Regions from separate parts of the Homo sapiens genome. Here region 1 is linked to region 2. The links are chromatin contacts, found by Hi-C or POLR2A ChIA-PET in ENCODE. All regions are on one chromosome and are shown on one strand. Each heading gives the region's core, a stretch centred on a gene start or an enhancer-like site at or near the end of the contact. The rest is flanking DNA. Distances are from core to core; before and after follow the strand shown.

Evidence for each region. A loop is a pair of places that touch in the nucleus more often than their neighbours do. ChIA-PET counts read pairs that join two places held with the same protein, here RNA polymerase II (POLR2A). Pooled maps may share reads with other maps.
Region 1: a map of gastrocnemius medialis shows a loop between it and region 2 (15-fold over the local background). The contact joins two enhancer-like sites. A Hi-C loop is called at or near these places in 11 of 168 maps with a recorded cell type or tissue (Right ventricle myocardium inferior, endothelial cell of umbilical vein, gastrocnemius medialis and 4 more), 3 of 37 single-sample maps with no recorded cell type and 13 of 50 pooled maps. POLR2A ChIA-PET finds 5 or more read pairs at or near these places in 10 of 52 experiments (AG04449, H1, HepG2 and 7 more).

The regions. Positions count from the first base shown.
Region 1 is chr1:234,995,806-234,999,395 of GRCh38, reverse strand. No RefSeq gene overlaps it. Among named protein-coding and RNA genes, the nearest start is that of LINC03108, 17 kb to the right of the region's middle. RefSeq lists an enhancer at 260-1,459. Within about 2 kb of position 1,945, at least 33 of the 41 ENCODE cell types and tissues checked have a DNase peak (open chromatin) inside an H3K27ac peak, as active enhancers do; they include gastrocnemius medialis, heart left ventricle, heart right ventricle and 1 more, where a contact is called at or near this core.
Region 2 is chr1:234,884,556-234,887,713 of GRCh38, reverse strand. No RefSeq gene overlaps it. Among named protein-coding and RNA genes, the nearest start is that of LINC02971, 71 kb to the left of the region's middle. Within about 2 kb of position 1,303, at least 12 of the 41 ENCODE cell types and tissues checked have a DNase peak (open chromatin) inside an H3K27ac peak, as active enhancers do; they include gastrocnemius medialis, heart left ventricle, heart right ventricle and 1 more, where a contact is called at or near this core.

The DNA of each region.
Region 1 (3,590 bases), core at 696-3,195, 110 kb before region 2:
TAGAGCTGGATGGAAACTTAGCAAATATTTACTCCAATTCCACCATTGGACAGATAAGGAAACTGAGTCTTAGAGAAGGGGAAGTCACTTGAAGGGTTGTGCTGGGTCATTTGAACAGCCCTGGGAGAGGCCCTGGAGAAACTCTACTCCGTAAGCGAGGCCACATACCAAGGTGACCTTTCCCTGCCAATGGAGAGTGTTGTTCACTCAAAAATAGAACTAAGCTGGGCGTGGTGGCTCACGCCTGTAACCCCAGCACTTTGGGAGGCTGAGGCGGGTGGATCACTTGAGGTCAGGAGTTCAAGACCAGCCTGGACAACATGGTGAAACCCGATCTCTACCAAAAATACAAAAATTAGCCTGGCGGTGCCTGTAGTCCCAACTACTTGGGAGGCTAAGGCAGGAGAATTGCTTGAACCCGGGAGGCAGAGGTTGCAGTGAGCCGAGATCACGCCACTGCACTCCAGCCTGGGCAAAAGAGCAAGACTTCATCTCAAAAACAAAAACAAAAACAAAAACAAAAACAAAACAAAAATAGAACTGATGATATGAAAGGCAGATGGCAGAGCTGAAAGATCCAACCCCTAGAGGAAGAACAGAGGCCCAAAGGAGAAGACCGGGGGTGGGATCCAGGCGGTGCTACTGTTACTATTTCTCATGGCAAGTCTCTTGACCTTATGACTACAGGTGAGCCTCCGCGACTCTTCCAACTCCCAGAGCAGCCTGAGGATCAAAGGTGCCTGTTAGTAGCCACTCCTTTAGGGCGGGCGGGGGCCAGGAAGAAGCCGTGACTCACAGGTACTGCCTGCTGGAGGGCTCTTTCTCTGCAGCAAATTGCTCTGGTGGAGAATTATAGGTGTGGAAGAGACTAACCTTAAAGGCTACAACTTTATAGGGTGTGAATAAAGGCTGACGCATGGTGCTTCCTAACAAAATAAGGGGAAGCTCCAGCTCCTGACCTCATCCAGAGAGGTCTTGACTTGTTCAGCGGGGCTTGGGTTGCTGGCGTTGCCTGGGATGCAGGCGGCACAATACCAGAGACCTAGGAGCAAATGAGAAACCCAGGCGCCAGGCCAGGAGAACAGGGCCTCGTCTTTCGGAAGATCTGGATACGTGCAGGCTCTGCACTTTCTTTGCTTTGAGACAACTGACTCCTGCAATTCCAATCACACAGGGACAACTGGGGAGGGACAGCTGTGTCCTTGCTATTTCAGGCATGTTGAGAACGTCCAGAAGGAAAATAATCTCTCATTCTCTCATGTTCCCCCACCCCAAAACATACACAAACCTATCGGGGCTGTGAGCCTCTCTGGCAAGATCTCTGGAGGTATCTGTACTCTGCCTTGTTTTATTGGCATTGATGACACGTCTTCCTGGCAAACCTGTATCATTCATTACAGCAGAACATAGGTTCTAGTGTCGTTACTGGAAGAAAATGATTCCTCCCTTCATTGCTCTAGTCTGCTGGACACAGTGTGGGGACTGATTGAAGAGACAGAAACCCCCGAGAAACAGGCCCCAGTTTCAGGCCAGAGCTGCAGGGTTGGGTCTCTCGGCTCATTGTGCAGGAGGAAGAGGAAGAGGGGGGAGAAGGCAGCCATCTGGTTTCCTTGGAAATCACACGGGAAGGTTAGAAGATGGGAGTCCAGGAGATGGAGTGTGGAAGTTTCTGCACCCAGTTCCGAAGCCCAGACTGTGAAGGGAATAGTTATGTTTCTTCTGGAAGCAGCCAGCACACAGTCCCAGAAGGAATCAGAACTGCTGTACAGATTTTTCCTGAAGGGGAGGACTGCCTGCCGCTAACGTCAGCAAGGAGAGACTACCTTGTTCCTCTGAAACCGAGTCAGCTTGCGGAGCTGAGTCAGAGGGAATGTTGTTGCTCACCCTGGAGCAGGGCCAGGATGTGAGGGCTGGACTTTGCTAAAAATAAGCCATTCATGTTTGGACATCATGCTCTGTCTCCTCGGATCCCTGGCATCTGGCGCTGTGCCATGTCCCGTGGCGCCCTGTGGTGTCCTGTGGGTTGAAGCCAGGGGCTGACTCAGGACCAGGATGTTCTCTGGACTCTTTTTCTGCTGGGTTGGGTGCAGCGGAGGCAATGCTTGGTGATGAGTTTTCGCCATCGCAGCTCTGGACCATGCCAAGGGCAGAGGCTGTAGTGGGAGACAGAGCTGGAAGAAGTTGCTGCTCAGGCGGGGGCCCACCCAAGGATGTCACTGGGGTCTGTTCCTCTGAGGGGCTGTCTTTCCTGGCCCTTTGTTGCCCCAACACCCCAGAAGCCAAGATATTTCCCTGACACAGCCCTTCCTAAAGCTGACACCTTTCACCAGCTATTAGGGAGTGGAGGAAGTGAGCAACTGTTTCTCCCAATAAAAAGAACTTTAAGGTGTACTCATTATTTAAAAATCAAACACAAAAAGAAAATATAAGGAAGAAAAAACACCGTCTATTATCTTCCTTCTCCCATAACTTTCTAGAGGAAAGATACATAGTTTTCAATGCACATTTTTGTATGCACGTTCAGGTGAATACATTTTGCTTTGATAAAAATGGGATTGTGTTAACATTTTCCAACTAATTTTCTTACTTTTTAAGAGATCATGGGCTTTTCGTAGCCATAATTACAGACTTACAGGATCGTTTAATAGCTTCATTTAGAGGAAGCATAATTTAACCTAGGCGTCGACAAACTTTTCCTGTAAATGGCCAGATAGTAAATATTTTTGGTTTTGTGGGTCAGATGGTCATTGCTGCAAACACTCAACTCTGTTATTGTAGCTCCAAATTGGTCAAAGACGTAAATGACCAGGTGTGGCTATGTTCCAATAAAACTTTATTCACAAAATAGGTCCTAGACTGGGTTTTGGCCCACTGGCCCACTTGCAGACCTGTGATTTAAACTGTCACCTACTGATGGGCATTTAAGAAGTTTCCAATGTTTTGCTATTAAAAACTGAGCCGAGATGGCGCCATTGCACTCCAGCCTGGGCGATAAAGCAAGACTCCGTCTCAAAACAACACAAAACAAAAAAACAGCACATAAATATGCCTTTGCGTGTATATGTATATGAGCAGGTGTATATTTGTATATATGCATATGTATACATACACACATAGTATATACATATATATGATTTATATATAAACAGGATTAATACACAGATATATGGTGTATATCTATGTGTGTGCGTATATATATACATATATACATATATATATACCTATATATACCCATATACCTATATACACATATATATACCTATATATACCCATATACCTATATATACACATATATACCTATATATACACATATACCTATATATACACATATACCTATATATACACATATACCTATATATACACATATACCTATATATACACGTATACCTATATATACATATACCTATATATACATATATCTCTATATATACATATATACCTATATATACATATATCTCTATATATACATATATACCTATATATACATATATCTCTATATATACATATATACCTATATATACATATATCTCTATATATACATATATACCTATATATACATATATCTCTATATATACATATATACCTATATA
Region 2 (3,158 bases), core at 54-2,553:
CTGCACTTAGTTTAACTGGGTGTACCTTGTCCCACTCATAAGCCTTTGATGACCTGGACTAAGCCTCACATGGGAACTCAATACTTATTTTTGATCAGATTAAATGCTCAATGCGTATTTGTTTCATTACATGGAAGACATGAAGAACAGATACATCATGCAAGATGTTCTTGCATGTAAGTTATTTGTTACGGAGCCCAGCCTTTGGCCACAGGACATGGAAACACCGCTCTCCCACTTTTTTGGTAGTGCCTTCTGCCATTCTTTGTAACCGAGAAGGTCAAGGCCAAAAGAGTGGTGGAGGCTAAGGGGTTAATCTCCATCCTCAGTCATCTCTCTTTGTTTCCTGTGCACCAGACACCCTTGAAACATTACCTGCAAGTTACTGGAGCTTTAAATCGAAATGTCAACCCTCTCTTCATTTCCACTTACCACGCTTGCCCCCGTGGGACGGATTGTACCGCTCTTAAAGTGGGTGATATCCTTTCTCATAACTCTTCTGTGGATGACTTAATCCCTGGAACATCTGCCATGTGGACTGAGGGCTCCTGGGAAATGAGCTTGGATCTTACTCTTTCGTTATGTCATTTGGTTCCCTGCTTCTGAACCTCAGCCTCAAAACCCAACCAAAATAAAAGGGAAAATATTTTTCTGAGTTCAGCATGACCTCAAGGTTCTTGGTGAGTGGGTAGAACTGGATGCCCACGGATGCTGACAGCTAAATGCATTTCTGCAGAGGGGCGAGGGCTATGGGTAGATGTCGCCTTTATGGCAAGACTGAATGCAAAGGGACCTGTTCCTATTTCCAGTGTGGAATCGTGTATGTGTTTCTCAGTCGGGTCTGTGTAAGGTGGTCAGCTGAGTGCAACCGCTTTCTACGTTTGCTAAGAAGACAGTGTTTGGGGCACGCTGGGTCCCAGCGTGACTGGGCAAGTATATTGCACAAAACCACCTGACTAATTCCTAACAGCAGCCAACTGCGTCTTTATGGATCCTGATTTAGACAAGGTGCTGTTCATTTGCTTAAAAAAGATATGAGTCCCAGACCAGGAGGAAACTGTCAAGGTTTGTTTCGCAACCTCCTTTAAAAGATCTGGAGTTGTCCTTCAATGGATAGAGAGGTAATTTATAAGCCTTCCCTTTAATCTAGTTTCCAAAAATAGTGGGGCTATCTCAGTCAAGACTGCCTCATTGCCAAGGTCCACTTGAATTTCAGAACATGGTGCTCTCCCTGCAGAGGCCCAGGGCACCAGGCAACTCAGGAGAGAAAACCCCTGCGGCTCCCTGGGGACCCCCAGGCTGCCGTGGGGCCAGGGACACGCAGGGCCTTTGATCTCCTGATGTATTTCTCTAAAAAGACATCCAAGAAGACACAGGAAGGAAGAAGGAGCCCCTGCTATCCCTCATCCAGTCGGTGCCCACCCACCCTGAGCTGGGGCTGGCTGCTGACCTTAGCCGAGGGCTCCCTGCACTCCCTGGATGTGTGGCCTTGGGTCCCCTGAGCCAGGAAGCTGGTGAGGATGGCTGGCCATCTGCAGGCTCCACCTTCCCACCTATGTCCCACTTAGCCTGCCCCTTTCAGAGGTTCCATGTTCTGCACCATAGACCCCTGGGCCATGGGAGACCCTAGCTGGGGAGCCGTCAGCCTCCTGAGGAGTGCTGACATCCTCTCTGCTCTACCTGAAGATGCTGAGTCTGGGTGGGCTGGGATGTCCAGCCTCCCTCTGTTTCTTGGCAGGGCGTGGCCTGGTTTTCTGGTCTCCTTTTGCTTTTGACCTATGCGACCCTCTTGGAATAGCTGCCACCCCACCAGACTGGCATGTGCATCTGGAGTCCCTCCCCCAGAGCCCGGGCCTCAGAGGGCGTGTACAGTTTGGGGCAGAGAATAGCCAGCTGGTTGTCAGGGGATTGCCTGTAAGAAGGGCTGTTGGTCTCTGAAACATGAAAGGGGAGCTGAGGACACCAGCTCAGTCGAGGGATAGTGAAATACAATCCCAGGGCTGTTGCCTGGCTCACTTGCCTATTTTGAGGGCTGGCCCAACCCTGGGCCTGCGTGTCTGTCCTCGTGGGGCCTGCTCGGTAGTCTTCAGTCCTTCCCATGATCACCCTTGGGCCAGGGGATCCCCGGAAGGCTGATCCAGTTACTCAGATAGTTTTGTGGTGCACCTGTGCATTCCTTTCTACATTTGAGAGATGTTTATTAAATAATTGCTCTGTGCTAGGCTTTTGGGAAACAAGTTAAAAAATAAGTGTGGTTCTGGCCCTCGGACATCTCACCATCTCAAAGACATGGCAGGCAAGGAGAGAGGTATGTCAGCAATGAAGAACTACAAAAATCTCAGGAGCAGACAGTCATAGACATTTGTTTTGTGGATCTGCAGGTTCAGGCTGTAGGTCTTCAGGGGTTGGCGGGGCTGATTTTACTCCATGGTGGTTCACCCTGGGTCCCAGGCAGGAGACTCTTCTTTTGATGATGGCAGAGATACAAAAGAGCAGTGGAAACATGCAAGGCTTGTCAGGCCTATGCTTGCAGCAGACACACTGGCCCTCTAACCACATACCTGTGCCCACTGCAAATTATACAACCAACCTGCAGCCAAGGGTTAGGGAAGAGCTCTCCTCTGTTGCAGGGCTGAGGGTGCAGGAGGGAAGAGCCAGGCTGATAATCCACCACTTGGGCAGTCTCTGCAGGCATGGGTGCCCCTGGGGGCCAGGTACAGACTGCAGTGGGGCATGAAGGAGCCTGGGACATGTGGCCTGGGAAGCTGGAGGCTAGTGCCTTGGGGCACTAGGACAGGGCCATGGGGAGGCCACAGGTCAGCAAAGGCATGAATGACCTTGGCTTCTTGGGCTGGGGAAACCAGAACCTCCAGGCAGGGTCTGTGTAAGTGCTGGTCCCTGGTTGCCTCAGGACCATGGCTGGCTGTATGGAAGGAGGGGAAGGCCCTGACTTGTCCTGCTCCTGCTCCTGCCCAGTCCAGCTTGCTCCCTCAGTCTTGGACAAAGCCCAGGTATGGCAGGACTCAGAGGTCCATGCGTCCAGAGAGGCATTCTTCTTTGATTTCTTTTGCCAGCATCTGCCTTTCTGAGTATGGCACCAGAGGCTCCCCTCTCCTCTGCATGTGCCAAGTGGAGGTGAGTATGAGGTCTTCCCTCTG